Regions from separate parts of the Homo sapiens genome. Here region 1 is linked to region 2. A link is an interaction called in ENCODE POLR2A ChIA-PET data of the cell type or tissue named here. Cell type or tissue: GM12878. All regions are shown on one strand. Links, peaks and the distances in the headings refer to the core of each region. The heading gives the core; the rest is flanking DNA. Region 1 overlaps TLR7 (toll like receptor 7). Region 2 overlaps RAB9A (RAB9A, member RAS oncogene family).

What was found. ChIA-PET counts read pairs that join two places held together with the same protein. Peaks named below come from ENCODE experiments on the same cell type or tissue, not always from the same donor. Only the 100,000 strongest peaks of a DNase experiment are listed, where the experiment ranks them.
Region 1: POLR2A ChIA-PET joins it to region 2 with 13 read pairs; 1 of 35 experiments calls an interaction of 5 or more read pairs at or near these places.

The regions. Positions count from the first base shown.
Region 1 is chrX:12,869,562-12,872,372 of GRCh38, reverse strand. The region is part of intron 2 of TLR7 (toll like receptor 7); the gene reads right to left. Among named protein-coding and RNA genes, the nearest start is that of TLR7, 3.9 kb to the right of the region's middle. In GM12878, for the core only: no CTCF peak of the experiment used is centred there; no DNase peak of the experiment used is centred there; H3K4me3 peaks cover 2,350 bases; H3K27ac peaks cover 2,425 bases.
Region 2 is chrX:13,693,620-13,696,430 of GRCh38, reverse strand. All of the region lies in intron 1 of RAB9A (RAB9A, member RAS oncogene family), which reads right to left. Among named protein-coding and RNA genes, the nearest start is that of RAB9A, 5.9 kb to the right of the region's middle. In GM12878, for the core only: no CTCF peak of the experiment used is centred there; no DNase peak of the experiment used is centred there; H3K4me3 peaks cover 2,500 bases; H3K27ac peaks cover 2,500 bases.

The DNA of each region.
Region 1 (2,811 bases), core at 66-2,565, 820 kb after region 2:
GGAGAGTGAGTCTTCAGGTGATTCCAGTCGCAGTCACCGCCTGACTGCCACCCCAAGAGAGACCCTGTGGGAGAGCTGCCTAATGAGTCCAGTCAACTCCTGGACCCATGATAGAAAGCAGTATATGATTGTTGTTGTTTGAAGCCATTGCATTTTGAGGTGATCTCTTACGCAGTGATAGGTAACTGGAACAGGAAGTCAGACAGGACATATGGGAGCAGATGGTCTAGGTAGGTACACAAGGAGGAGAAAGAGGAGAAAATGGAGAGTCCTCCAGGAGGGTTGGAGAGTTTTCTGGATGGAGAAGTAGAGTGTGATTGCAATAAGGAATTCTCCCACCCACTACACCCCAGCAAATGAAACCCTCACCTTTCTGTATTGAATCGGTAGGCATGCCCCTGCCAGTCTATTATATATTCTTTGCATAGCTATTATCTGGCTACAATGGATTATTTTCAGCAGCAATCTTGGCAAAAGGAAATTTATCTTGAGATGAGACTATTTGAGGCCTGGGGAACGCTTTTATTTTTATAGTGAGTTAAGAAAGGATTTCCTGCTCTCCTGACTCTACTCTTTTACCCAACTAACCAACCAGTCAGAAAGGCCCCTGGGCACCCCCTGGGCTACAACATGTTAGCCCTGAGAGGACAACAGCCCCATGCACTCAGCTGTTCCTCCAAGCGACTTTCAAGATCACAGAGCAGAAAAAAGCCAAGTTGCCTGAGTTTAAAAGGAAATGTTGGGATCTGCATTTCTAAGACAAAGAGTTGCTTGAGCCAAGACGTGTGAGCGAGGGGCTTTCTGTGATGGCGGGGAGCCTGCAGCGGGGGTCTGGGAGAAACCAGAGGGGATGGCTGCCTGGCTGAAGAAAACTTAGAAAGGGCATGGAAGAAGTAAGCAATGGCCGGGGCGATTGCTGGAAACCTTGCCCTCAAATTCATTGACTTTTTGCCATGTTTATATCACACTGAATTGTTTGGTAACTAGAGATGTGTTGTGTATGTCTCCCTAGAGAATAACCAAGCACTGTGAATAAGGGAAGTTGCTGAAATGCTATTCATTTTATAGACTGAGCCTCTGCTAGGAATTTCCCAAATAGATTTATTAACAAATATCCCCTATTTGTGAATTTTGAAATATTTTTAATTTTAGTTTAATCTCTGTAAAGTACAAATACCATGAATATCAGTTTCATTATGTCACCAAAACGTTTAAGTACAAGGTTGTAAACCACTTGCTTTTTTTTAAAAAAAGGAGAGAGTTATCATTTACTTCCTATCATTTTAGCCCAACAGACTTAGTTTTCAAACTAAAAGAATAAAAGGATATAAAGTTGTCTTACATAAATTAGGAACTCAACAGCTATTATGCATCACAACAGTCACCAAAGACCATAGGGCTCTCAAACCTATTTGACCTTATACCTTATCCCTTTGTTTTCTATAAGCCCCGGCCTGACGTACTTTTTCTGTAAAGGGCCAGTTAGTAAATGGTTTAATCTTTGCAGGCCATCAGGTTCTCTGTCACACTACCCAACTCCTTGAATAGTTTGCCATCGTAGTGCAAAAGCACTTATCAACAATAAGTAAACAAATACTCAAACAATAAAACCATTTGTAAACACTGAAACTTGAATGTAACTTTTATATGTCACAAAATAGTAATTTTGCTCTGATATTTTTCAGTCTTTTAAAAACAACAATTAAAAAAAAACCCCTTAGCTCATGAGCTGTACAGCAGGTGGGATATAGCCCATGGGCCATAGTTTGCCAACCCCAGCCCTAAACTTCGGTGAGTTTCGGGGATATACATTATTTATTCTTGGGGTGCAGAGGTACTGGCTGGTTAATCTGTAATGATGATTTTTAATTTTAGTACAGCGTTCCAAATTTTTAAATAATCAGATTGTATTAATTTAATAAATTGATTACTTAATAACCTTTTTTTAGCCATAAAGAAATTTCCTATAGGTTAAGAGCAGAATAATATTTTTACTTTTAAATTTGCTGAACCACTATTGACATTTTGGGAGATGGTCCCTTCTAATAGTAATTTCCCATCCCTGCATCTATTTCACATGGTGAGAAGCATTCTAGTAACAGCCAAGGCTTTGTCAGTACAAAAATTTGGTTTTAAGTCCTTGTTCTGTCATGTAAGAGCTCTCTGACTTTCATAAATCACTTGACCTCATGAGCCTCTGATTTGCCAACTGTAAAATGGTTATAAAGTAGGGATGTTGAATGAAATTAGAATATGCAACACATGTGTTTATGTAAACCATCATCACAGATTATCCAACATTTAGTGAGCATCTAGTATTTGCCTAGCAGGTGCAGTAAAAACATGAGGAATACACGGTACTTATCCATTTCTAGCTTGCTTTTTTCATTTAACATTATACCATGAGTGCTTTCTTAGGTCATTCAGTATTATTTTAAAAAACATGATTTGATGATTACATAATATTCCATTTAATGAGTCTACTACAATTAATTCACCCCTTCCCAACATGGGACATGATTTTTTTTTTTTTTTTTTTTTTGCCTGGCTGCACTGACCATCTTGGTAAATAGTTTTCCATGTCCACGATCACTTCTTTTGTTTTTTTAAAATTATTTTATTGCTTGTTTTTTTAAGTTCTGGGGTACATGTGCAGGATGTGCAGGTTTGTTACATAGTTAAACGTGCCATGGTGGTTTGCTGCACAGATCAACCCATCACCTAGGTATTAAGCCCAGCATGCATTAGCTTTTTACCCTAATGCTCTCTCCTGCCCCACCCTCCTCCTACAGGCCTCAGTGAGTGTTGTTC
Region 2 (2,811 bases), core at 167-2,666:
TTTTTTTAAAAGACAGAGTCTTTCTCTACCACCCAGGCTGGAGGGCAGTGGCATGATCATAGCTCACTGCAGCCTCAAACTCCCGGGCTCAAGTGATCCTCCCATTTCAGCCTCCAGAGTAGCTGGGACTACAGGTGCATACCACCAAGACTGGCTAATTTTTTTTTTAATTTTTTTTTTTTTTTTGTAATGACAAGGTTTCACCATCTTGCCCAGGCTGGTCTTGAACTCCTGGGCTCAAGCAAGCCTCCCTCCTTGGCCTCCCAAAGTGCTAGGATTACAGGTGTGAGCCACCGTGCCTGGCCTCAAGTGTTTTTTAAAAACAAATAAGGAAACAGGTCTAACTGGGAAAGTGTCTTACACAGGATCACACATCTAGCTAGAGGCACAGGGGAGACCTTCAAGTCTGAGCCAGGACTTACCACCCATTACTGCTTCTATCAGGTCCAAACAGCCTGGCAGTAATCCTCTTGAAAATGTTTCCTAATTGTCCATAAAACCACTCTGATAATAGGTTCTGCTTTCTCTCCTCCTTGGCCCCTTAGCTTTCTTCAACATAGACAGCTCCCTTTCCTGACAAGCTCTTCATGAAGCTATTTCACGAGACTGAAACCCTTACCTGTTTCCAGATGGTATCTCCCTGGGCTATAAAAACCAGTGATTCCTAAAGTCTACATCCGCATGTCTGAGCCAGACAAGAATTTGCAACCCCTTGTATAGTATGTTCATCTGGTACCCTGATGGTAGTTCAAATTCAACATATCTAAAACTGAGCTAATTATTTTCTCCATTTCGAAAATCTCTTTCTTTTCTCTTACGCACTTCATTCAGCCACACATGAAATATGTCCACTTTTCGCACTACCTATTGCTATTGCCTTGCTTGCTCAAATAATAAATGCTATGGCTGTAATTATATTAGCAGCCACTATTAACTGAATATCTACTAGGTACCTGGCATATAGCACCTTAAAATTACCTGCAAGTTGGACACTATCATCCATGTTTTATAGATCAATAAACAGAAGTCCACAAACTTCCCCAGGTCTAACTAAATAGGGCAGGTCAAGTATGTGTTATCTTCACTCCCACCCAGTGACAGAAAAGGTCTACGTAAGGTACAAATCCAAAAAGGACACCAAGAAAGAACAACTGTAGATGCAAGACAGCAACAAAATTTAGAAAGTGGAAAGCAAATGGTCCGGGAGTGACAGAGTGAAGAGACAATGAAACCTAATGCGGAAAGCAGCAGCCAACAATGAGAAAGCTGATTCCCACCAGAGAACTGGAAAAGAACTGAACAGCACACGGGCACTTCTCGAGACTTCTCCAGACAGGCCGGGTCCGGAGGCTCGAGGGGTCCCTGAAAGGCTGTAGATTCCATGACCCACATCCCTGTGCTACCCTAGCAGACCCACTTCCTAAGGAATTGCACCCAGCAGAAAATGGAGAGAAAGCACAAAGGAAAGTGGAGCTGGAGGGACGATTTGCACAGGAAACCTGAACTGCAGTCTCTTTCCTGTCTGTCCCTCCCCTCAGCTTAGCAACTAAAAGGGTAGCATCCCAAAACTGCAAAGCTCTGGGGGAAATGAGGGGCCCAAGGGAAAAGCTTACAGATACTGGAAGGGGGGATGGAGAATTAAAAACGGACTTTGATGCCTTTTCTCCTCACCACTATACCTTGTAGTCCATAAACTAGAGCCAATAATACCAACTTCTAATCCTGAGGTTCCCAAACTGCATGCTGAGGTGCCCCAAAGCATCACGGCAAATTCACAAGGGCAGGGTGGGCTATTTTAAATTTCTGAGGGAAACATAGATACTTGACATTTGTAGGGCACCCCACTGGAGGGGAGTTAATTAGATTGCACTGCATTCCTTTCGATGACATCATATCTTCATGAAGCTAGGTTTTCCAGGACTGCTGTGATAAAAATCAAGTACTGGGCACAAATTAAAGTGGATTATGAGGGTGGCAACTGTTTGCTCCCAAACAACTATTTTTAAATGTTATTTAAGAATACTAGCACTCATTCCAAAGAATGTTCTGCATTCACCAATGGGTAGTCCTCAGGCAGTTCTAATCTGACTTCCAACCACATTATGTATGTATTTCCAGGTATATACATCTGATCAAATACACAGGTGTGAAACTGCACAGACCAGAGCAGTCACCTAGCTGCATAAACACTCCTATCTGTTAGAGTTCTGCACAGCAAGTTGTAGAAACAGAGGTCTGTAAGGCTTTTTTTTTTCCCAGGTTTTTCTAACTCTGAGAACATAGACAGTCTTATGGGCACTAACCTTTTGGAAATTACCTTAGCTTCTGTACCCAAAAATCTAATCCAATTCACAGGAACTTGAAATTAAAATACAGTAGTCAGTTCAACTCCTTTATACTGTTTTGCTCTCTGTCACACTTGAATAAAGAATGTGGCAATGAAATGAATGTGTCCAGTTGTTCTATAGTGTTTCTCCATCCCCTGTCAAACAACAGAATATGTTTGTACGAGTCAGGCCTAAGACAAAAGTGGAGTCTGTGTCCACAGACTCCCAGAGAACTCCTGGAGAATGCAATGAGCTGGCTTCCATGCAGCCAGAATGTGAAGCCTGAACAGCCTGTTTCACTTCTCCATTTTTTTTCCAAAATACACACCCAGTCTCTCTCCACCTCAGGCAGATCTAGCTGTTACCTTACATTCATTTACACCTAGTCATCCTCACTGTATTCATAATAAGCAACATAATAACAACGCCTGAACTCACCATGGTCAAAAATTAACAAAAGGATTTGAAAAATCCAGAATGTGGA